2 separate regions of the Homo sapiens genome follow, and region 1 is linked to region 2. The links are chromatin loops, found by intact Hi-C in ENCODE. Cell type or tissue: GM12878. All regions are shown on one strand.

Evidence for each region. Peaks named below come from ENCODE experiments on the same cell type or tissue, not always from the same donor. Only the 100,000 strongest peaks of a DNase experiment are listed, where the experiment ranks them.
Region 1: it touches region 2 in a loop (4-fold over the local background); 5 of 110 quality-filtered maps call a loop at or near these places.

Annotation. Positions count from the first base shown.
Region 1 is chr4:53,030,445-53,035,444 of GRCh38, forward strand. The region is part of intron 5 of SCFD2 (sec1 family domain containing 2); the gene reads right to left. Among named protein-coding and RNA genes, the nearest start is that of SCFD2-AS1, 110 kb to the left of the region's middle. In GM12878, no CTCF peak of the experiment used is centred here; no DNase peak of the experiment used is centred here; H3K4me3 peaks cover 516 bases.
Region 2 is chr4:53,174,374-53,179,373 of GRCh38, forward strand. All of the region lies in intron 4 of SCFD2 (sec1 family domain containing 2), which reads right to left. Among named protein-coding and RNA genes, the nearest start is that of SCFD2, 190 kb to the right of the region's middle. In GM12878, no CTCF peak of the experiment used is centred here; a DNase peak (open chromatin) is centred at 2,118; H3K27ac peaks cover 372 bases.

The DNA.
Region 1 (5,000 bases), 140 kb before region 2:
CAGAGTCTCATTCTGTCACCCAGGCTGGAGTGCAGTGGCGCGATCTCAGCTCACTGCAACCTCTGCCTCCTGGGTTCCAGCGATTCTCCTGCATCAGCCTCCCGGGTACCTGCGACTACAGACGCATGCCACCATGCCCAACTAATTTTGCATTTTTAGTAGAGACGGAGTTTCACCATGTTAGCCAGGCTGGTCTCGAACTCCTGACCTCAGGTGATCTCCCTGCCTCAGCCTCCCAAAGTGCTGAGATCACAGGTGTGAGCCACCACACCCGGCCAATCTAGCAGTTTTTATGAAGATAAACACATACTTACCTATATGACCCTGTAATTCCAATCTTGAACATTCACCCAAGTGAAATTAAAGTTGATGGACATATAAAAGCCAATACATGCATATTTATAATGGCATTATTGATAATTTCAAAAACTGGAAATAATTCAATTCACCTGGCTAATGAATAAATACATTGGTACTCCCACACAGCAGAAGACTTCTTTTCTATAAAAATAATTAAACTCTTGACACACATAACAAATGCATTATGCAAAGTGAAAGAAGCTATATTTAAAAGGCTACATCCAGGAGAGCTCTGGCTGGCATCTGGTAGGTGCCCCTGTGGGATGAAGCTTCCAGAGGAAAGTCAGCAATCTTTGCTGTTCTGCAGCCTCCACTGGTGATACCCAGGCAAACAGGGTCAGGAATGGACCTCCAACAAACTCCAGCAGACTGGCAGCAGAAGGGCTTGTTAGAAGGGAAACTAACAAGCAGAAAGGAAGAGCACATCCACTCAAAGACCCCATCTGAAGGTTACCAACATCAAATACCAAAGATAGCTAAATCCACAAAGATGGGGAGAAACCAGTGCAAAAAGGATGAAAATTCCAAAAACCAGAAGGCCTCTTCTCCTCTAAAAGGCCTCTTCTCCTCTAAAGGATCACAACTCCTTGCCAGCAAGGGAACAAAACTTGACGTAGAATAAGTTTGACAAACTGACAGAAATAGGCTTCAGAATGTGGGTAATAACAAACTCCTCTTAGCTAAAGGAGCATGTTCTAACCCAATGTAAGGAAGCTAAGAACCATGACAAAGACAAAAGTTTAGACGAACTGCCCACTAGAATAACCAGTTTAGAGAAGAACATAAATGACCTGATGTAGATGAAAAACACAGCACGAGAACTTCATGAACCATACACAAGTTTCAATAGCCAAATTGATCAAACGGAAGAAAGGATATCAATGATTGAAGATCAACTTAATGAAATAAACAGTTAAGACAAGATTAGAGAAAAAAAGAATGAAAAGGAATGAACAAAGCCTCTAAGAACTATGGGACTAGGTGAAAAGACCAAATCTATGTTTAATTGGTATACCTGAAAGTGACGAGGAGAATGGAACCAAGGTGGAAAACATACTCTTCAGGATATCATCCAGGAGAACTTCCCCAACCTAGCAAGACAGGCCAACATTCAAATTCAGGAAATACAGAGAACACCACAAAGATACTCCTAGAGAAGAGCAACTCCAAGACATGCAATCATCAGATTCACCAAGGTTGAAATGAAGGAAAAAATGTTAAGGGCAGCCAGGCAGAAAGGTCGGGTTACCCACAAAGGGAAGCCCATCAGAGTAACAGTGGATCTCTTGGCAGAAACTCTACAAGCCAGAAGAGAGTGGGGGCCAATATTCAACATTCTTAAAGAAAAGAATTTTCAACCCAGAATTTCATATCCAGCCAAATTAAGCTTCATAAGTGAAGGAGAAATAAAATCCTTTACAGATAAGCAAAAGCTGAGAGATTTTGTCACCACCAGGCATGCCTTACAAGAGCTCCTGAAGGAAGCACTAAACATGGAAGGGAACAATCGGTACCAGCCACTGCAAAAACATACCAAATTGTAAAGACCATTGACACTATGAAGAAAATGCATCAAGTAATGGACAAAATAACCAGCTAGCATCATACTGACAGGATCAAATTCACACATAACAATATTAACCTTAAAGGTAAATAGGCTAAATGCCCCCAATTAAAAGACATCGACTAGCAAATTGGATAAAGAGTCAAGACCCATCAGTGTGCTGTATTCAGGAGACCCATCTCACCTGCAAAGACACACATAAGCTCAAAATAAAGGGATGGAGGAATATTTACCAAGCAAATGTAAAGCAAAACAAAAACAAAAACAAACAAAAAACAAAAAACAGGGGTTGCAATCCTAATCTCTGATAAAACAGACTGACTTTAAACCAACAAAGATCAAAAGAGACAAAGAAGGGTATTACATAACGGTAAAGGGATCAATGCAGCAAGAAGAGTGAACTATCCTTAATATATATGCACCCAATACACAAGCACCCAGATTCATAAAGCAAGTTATTAGGCCTACAAAGAGACTTAGACTCCCACACAATAATAGTAGGAGACTTTAACAAACCCTTGTCAATATTAGACAGATCAATGAGACAGAAAATTAACAAGGATATTCAGGACTTGGACTCAGTTCTGGACCAAGCAGACCTAATAGACATCTACAGAACTCTCCACCCCAAATCAACAGAATATATACTCTTCTCAGCACCTCATTGCACATATTCTAAAATTGACCACATAATTGAAAGTGAAACACTCCTCAGGAAATGCAAAAGAATGGAAATCAGAACAAACAGTCTCTCAGACCACAGTGCAATCAAATTAGAAATCAGAATTAAGAAACTCACTCAAAACTGCCTAACTACATGGAAACTTAGCAACCTGCTTCTGAATGACTACTGGGTAAATAACGAAATGAAGGCAGAAATAAAGATGTTCTTTGAAACCACTGAGAAAGAAGACACAACATACCAGAATCTCTAGGACACATTTAAAGCAATGTGTAGAGGGAAATGTATAGCACCAAATGCCCACAAGAGAAAGGAGGAAAAATCTAAAATTGACATCCTAACATCAAAATTAAAAGAACTAGAGAAGCAAGAGCAAACAAATTCAAAAGCTAGCAGAAGACAAGAAATAACTCAGATCAGAGCAGAACTGAAGGAGATAGAGACACGAAAAATCCTTCAAAAAATCAATGAATCCAGGAGCTAGCTTTTTCAAAAGAACAACAAAATAGATAGACCACTAGCCAGAATAATAAAGAAGAAAAGAGAGAAGAATCAAATAGATGCAATAAAAAAAGATATAGGGGATATCACCACTGATCCCACAGAAATACAAACTACCATCAGAAAATACTATAAACACTTCTATGCAAATAAACTAGAAAATCTAGAAAAAATGGATAAATTCCTGGACACAACACCCTCCCAAGTCTAAACCAGGAAGAAATCGAATCCCTGAATAAAGCATAACAAGTTCTGAAATTGAGGCAATAACAGCCACCCAACCAAAAAAAGTCCAGGACCAGACAGATTCATAGCCGAATCCTACCAGAGGTACAAAGAGGAGCTGGTACCATTCTTTCTGAAACTATTCCAAGCAACAGAAATAGAGGGAATCCTCCCTAACTCATTTTATGAGGCCAGAATCATCCTGATACCAAAACCTGGCAGAGACACAACAAAAAAAGAAAATTTCAGGCCAATATCCCTGATGAACATCGATGCGAAAATCCTCAATAAAATACTGGCAAACTAAACCCAGCAGCACATCAAAAAGCTTATCCACCATGATCAAGTTGGCATCATCCCTGGGATGCAAGACTGATTCAACATATGCAAATCAATAAACGTAATCCATCACATAAACAGAACCATAACCAATCACACAATCACTATATGATTATCTCAATAGATATGCAGAAAAGGCCTTCAACAAAATTCAACACCCCTTCATGCCAAAAACTCTCAATAAACTAGGTATTGATGGGATGTATCTCAAAATACTAAGAGCTATTTATGACAAACCCACAACCAATATCATACTGAATGGGCAAAAACTGGAAGCATTCCCTTTGAAAACCAGCACAAAACAAGGATGCCCACTCTAACCACTCCTATTCAACACAGTGTTGGAAATTCTGGCCAGGGCAATCAGGCAAGAGAATGAAATAAAGAGTATTCAAATAGGAAGAGAGGAAGTCAAATTGTCTCTGTTTGCAGATGACATGATTGTATATTTAGAAAACCCCATCATCTCAGTCCAAGATCTCCTTAAGTTGATAAGCAACTTCAGCAATGTTTCAGGATACAAAATCAATGTGCAAAGATCACAAGCATTCCTATACACCAATAACAGACAAACAGAGAGCCAAATTATGAGTGAACTCCCATTCCCAATTGCTACAAAGGGAATAAAATACCTAGGAATCCAACTTACAAGGGATGTGAAGGACCTCTTCAAGGAGAACTACAAACCACTGCTCAACGAAATAAAAGAGGACACAAACAAATGTAAGAACATTCCATGCTCATGGATAGGAAGAATCAGTATTGTGAAAATGGCCATACTGCCCAAAGTAATTTATACATTCAATGCTATCCCCATCAAGCCTCCACTGACTTTCTTCACAGAATTGGAAAAAACTATTTTAAACTTCATATGGAACCAAAAAAGAGGCCACATAGCCAAGACAATTCTGGGCAAGAAGAACAAACCTGGAGGCATCACGCTACCTGACTTCAAACTAGACTGCAAGGCCACAGTAACCAAAACAGCATGGTACTGGTACCAAAACAGAGATATAGACCAATGGAACAGAACAGAGCCTCAGAAATAACACCACACATCTACAACCATCTGATCTTTGACAAACCTGACACAAAAAAGCAATGGCAAAAAGATTCCCTATTTAATAAATGGTGTTGGGAAAAACTGGCCAGCCATATGCAGAAAACTAAAACTGGATCCCTTCCTTAAACCTTAAGCAAAAATTAACTCAAGATGGATCAAAGACCTAAACATAAGACCTAGGACCATAAAAATCCTAGGAGAAAACCTGGGCAATACCACTCAGGACATAGGCATGGGCAAAGACTTCATGTCTAAAACACCAAAAG
Region 2 (5,000 bases):
AGACATTATTAACATTATAATGAAATTGTAAAAAATATATATACATACACATCTGAAAAGCAGTCAAAGAAAAATGGATCACATACAAAGAAACTGACATTAAAGTGGCTGCAGATGTATCAATAGCAACAACAGAAGCTGAAAATAGTAAAATAAATAATATCCCAAAATGTTAGTCATCTTTGTGCATTTAGCTCCTATTATAGTGCCAAGTGCACCTCAAAATGCTCCAAAAATGCTGGTCTAATCAATCAACCACTTCAATAAAATGATTAAATTGGGCACAGGGAAGAATGGAAAGAGACTTACATTAATGAAATCTGTAATTGGCTTATTTCCTCATTTGTTAGAGTCCTGGAGTGGGGGAAGGTGCAACAGTAAATTCACGACAAAGTGGGAAACATCTGCTAATATGAAGCAGTAAGTCTTCATACCCACACCTCACCCCTTGTCTTCAGTCAAAAGAAATGACATTTATTCAGTATAGTTAGCATGGGATGTTTTTGTTTATAAGAACGATTTATGTCATCCATATAAATGTTCTGCCTATGCCGTACAGCACAGATGACTGTTTTGCATGTTTGTGACGGACCACAGCTCCATATTGACTATAGAAAGTCTTACTCAGCTCTAATTTCAGTTTACTCTGGGGTTTCAGATTCTGCTGACTACAGACAAAATTTTTCTCCCCCCACAATGGCTGCATACTTTAACAATCCCCATAGAATTCCACAGGAGTCTGAATTGAAATACAGAACTAATAAGGTACCCTAACAAATAGAAAAACTTCAAATCACTTTTAGAGTTAATAACTTCTCTAAATTAAAAAGCAAATATGAATACAGAAATAAGTTTTATTTCTTAAAACAAAGCCATGTAATGTGATATCTTTTAGCTTGGTTTAAATTTTTGAATTTCCTGTTTTCAGGGACTAGGAAATTGGATGTTCAAATTCACTTGAGACAAATTGTAATGTTTTCCAAATAATTAAAATATAACAAAAAATCCTACTAAATTTAAAATTTTATTTGTACATGGAACGAGGCTAAAAATTATTTTAATCTGCAAGTAATTCAATGAGTTCATATAACTACTTCTGAAATTTTTTCATTTCTTTAGCATTCATTATAGACTGAAATTAGTTCCTAATTGAAAATTGAAACTCCTAATTGAAATATTACCATGAATCAGATTTATATCTGTTATTAGTTTATTTATGCCTTATCTTTTCTCAGGAAAGATTTAAAGCACAAAGATCAATGACTAATTTAGGACACTTTGGCATCTTTAAAATTGTCTCCATGAATAATTTATTGGACCTCATGACTATAAGCCATGACACTTTCAAAAATGGAAAAGCACACTAGCAGATAAGACAACTGCCACTTTCAGTGACCCTGGATATACCACTTAGGCTCTCTCCTCATCTATAAAATTGGAACACTGAACAAGAGGATTCCAAAGGTCCCTGGTTCTAGCTTTACAATCCCATAACACATAAGGAATCTTTATATCTTCCTAGTCCCTGACTTCCTTAATTATTCATTAAGGCTCTAAACCCAAGACTGTGAATTTATAACTATTGAGATGATTCTTCTCCCATTCCATTCTTCACACCTTTCTACTTGTCACATAGTTGTCCATTTTCTATTATTTTCTATCTATTCAAATGATATTTTTTACTTTATTTTACAAAACAGTCTCATTCAATTGAGAAAGTGTTCTCAATGTTGAAGATAATAATGGAATGTACCATGATAAAAATGTGTCATTGAATACTTAGATTTCAATTAAATAACAGTCAAACCAGATACATTATAGCCTACCTACAAACAACTTCTTTCAAAAGTCTGCGAATTAAAGTATAAGTAAAACATATTTTGCCAAGTCTAAAAACACTGGATAGATTTTTAAGTTAGTAATACAGACAACACTCAAAGGAAATTTATTTTTGTGAACTGGTAGAATATAATACATAGTTGAAACACATAACTGAAACCCTCCTTAAGCCTCTTAGAGCTCTTTGGGAGTGAACTGCTGAGATACCTTGGGGAGGAAATGAAACTGTTACCTTGGCCAGACAACTTAGCCAACACAGAAACACTCTCACTTTCACCACACCCTAAATTGCCTTTGCTTTCCACTATGAGCTTAGAGAAGGGACCTGAATAGAGAGAAAGGAATAACTACCATGCTAAACAAATGGCAGCTGAGAGAAAAAGCCTTCTAGACCACTGTTCTGACTGCACTGTGAGAAAACTGACAGTTGGGTGGGTCAGACAGAAACAGGTTTTGGATGGGTGCAGTGGCTCACGCCTGTAATCCCAGCACTTTGGGAGTCCAAGGCGGGTGAATCACCTGAGTTCAGGAGTTCTAGACCAGCCTGCCCACATGGTGAAATCCCATCTCTACTAAAAATACAAAAACCAGCTGGGTGTGGTGGTGGTTGCCTGTAATCCCAGCTATTCGGTATGCTGAGGCAGGAGAATCACTTGAACCCGGGAGGCAAAGGTTGCAGTCAGCTGAGATTGTGCCACTGCACTCCAGCCTGGAAAACAGAGTGACAACAATCTCAAAAAAAAAAAAAAAAAGAAAGAAAAAAAAGAAAGAGAAACAGGTTTTAAACAGGTAGACATCATGAAATCAAATGTACTTCCTTCTTCTTTATCTGTTTCCTGTTCCCTTTTTGTTAGCTTTTCCTTCTTCCTCTTCCTTTTCTTCACCCATTCATTTTTACATTTCTTTAACAAATGTGTGTTCAGGCACTGAGTGCCAGATAGAAGAGATACATTGGTGAATAAACAACATAGGTCATCCCCTTATAAAGCTTAGAGTCTAGTGGGGGATAGAATCATATAAGCAGACAATGATAAAACAGAGAGTTAGTTGAAGAAAGTAAATAGCATCCCTGGTGTTACAGTAATACATGCTTGGGGCACCCAATCCACAATTGAGGTATCAGGTAAAGAAAGCATCCTGGAGGAAGTAAAGACCATGCAGAATCTGGAGGAGAGAGGGCCAAGGAGTGGGTTAGGAGAAGGGAGAGGGTATTAAGGTTTATTTATTTGTTTGTTTGTTTGTTTGTTTTGTAACTCAAAGTAAATTGAGCAAAAAAGTAAAAATAAAAAACAATAAGAAATGAAAAGGAGGACTGGGAGAGGAGCCAAGATGGTCGAATAGGAACAGCTCCGGTCTACAGCTCCCAGCGTGAGCAATGCAGAAAACGGGTGATTTCTGCATTTCCAACTGAGGTACCGGGTTCATCTCAGTGGGGAGTGCCAGACAGTAGGTGCAGGGCAGTGGGTGCAGCGCACCGTGTGCGAGCCAAGGCATCGCCTCATCCGGGAAGCGAAAGGGGTCAGGGAATTCCCTTTCCTAGTCAAAGAAAGCAGTGACAGATGGCACCTGGAAAAGCAGGTCACTCCCACCCTAATACTGCACTTTTCTGATGGGCTTAAAAAATGGCACACCAGGAGATTATATCCTGCACCTGGCTCAGAGGGTCCTACGCCCACAGAGTCTCACTCATTTCTAGCACAGCAGTCTGAGATCAAACTGCAAGGTGGCAGCAAGGCTGGGGGAGGGGCGCCCGCCATTTTCGGGTTAGTTGTTTGATTAGGTAAACAAAGTGGATGGGAAGCTAGAAATGGGTGGAGCCCACCACAGCTCCAGGAGGCCTACCTGCCTCTGTAGGCTCCACCTCTGGGGGCAGGGCACAGACAAATGTAAAGACAACAGTAACCTCTGCAGACTTAAATGTCCCTCTCTGACAGCTTTAAAGAGAGTAGTGGTTCTCCCGTCATGCCTGAGAACAGGCAGACGGCCTCCTCAAGTGGGTCCCTGACCCCCGAGTAGCCTAACTGGGAGGCACCCCTCAGTAGGGGCAGACTGACACCTCACACAGCCGGGTACTCCTCTGAGACAAAACTTCCAGAGGAACGGTCAGGCAGCAACATCTGCGGTTCACCAATATCCGCTGTTCTGCAGCCACCACTGATGATACCCAGGCAAACAGGGTCTGGAGTGGACCTCTAGCAAACTCCAATAGACCTGCCGCTGAGGGTCCTGTCTGCTAGAAGGAAAACTAACAAACAGAAAGGACATCCACACCAAAAACCCATCTGTACATCACCATCATCAAAGGCCAAAGGTAGATAAAACCACAAAGATGGGAAAAAAACAGAGCAGAAAAACTGGAAACTCTAAAAATCAGAGCGCCTATCCTCCTCCAAAGGAATGCAGCTCCTCACCAGCAATGGAACAAAGCTGGACGGAGAATGACTTTGACGAGTTGAGAGAAGAAGCCTTCAGACTATCAAACTACTCCGAGCTACAGGAGGAAATTCAAACCAATGGCAAAGAAGTTAAAAACTTTGAAAAAAAATTAGACGAATGGATAACTAGAATAACCAATGCAGAGAAGTCCTTAAAGGACCTGATGGAGCTGAAAACCAAGGCACGAGAGCTACGTGATGAACGCAGAAAGCCTCAGTAGCCGATGCGATCAACTGGAAGACAGGGTATCAGTGATGGAAGATCAAATGAATGAAATGAAGTGAGAAGAGAAGTTTAGAGAAAAAAGAATAAAAAGAAAGGAACAAAGCCTCTAAGAAACATGGGACTCTGTGAAAAGAGCAAATCTACATCTGATTGGTGTACCTGAAAGTGATGGGGAGAATGGAACCAAGTTGGAAAACACTCTGCAGGATATTATCCAGGAGAACTTCCCCAATCTAGCAAGGCGGGCCAACATTCAAATTCAGGAAATACAGAAAACACCACAAAGATACTCCTCAAGAGGAGCAACTCCAAGACACATAATTGTCAGATTCACCAAAGTTGAAATGAAGGAAAAAATGTTAAGGGCAGCCAGAGAGAAAGGTTGGGTTACCCACAAAGGGAAGCCCATCAGACTAACAGCTGATCGCTCGGCAGAAACTCTACAAGCCAGAAGAGAGTGGGGACCAATATTCAACATTCTTAAAAAAAAGAATTTTCAA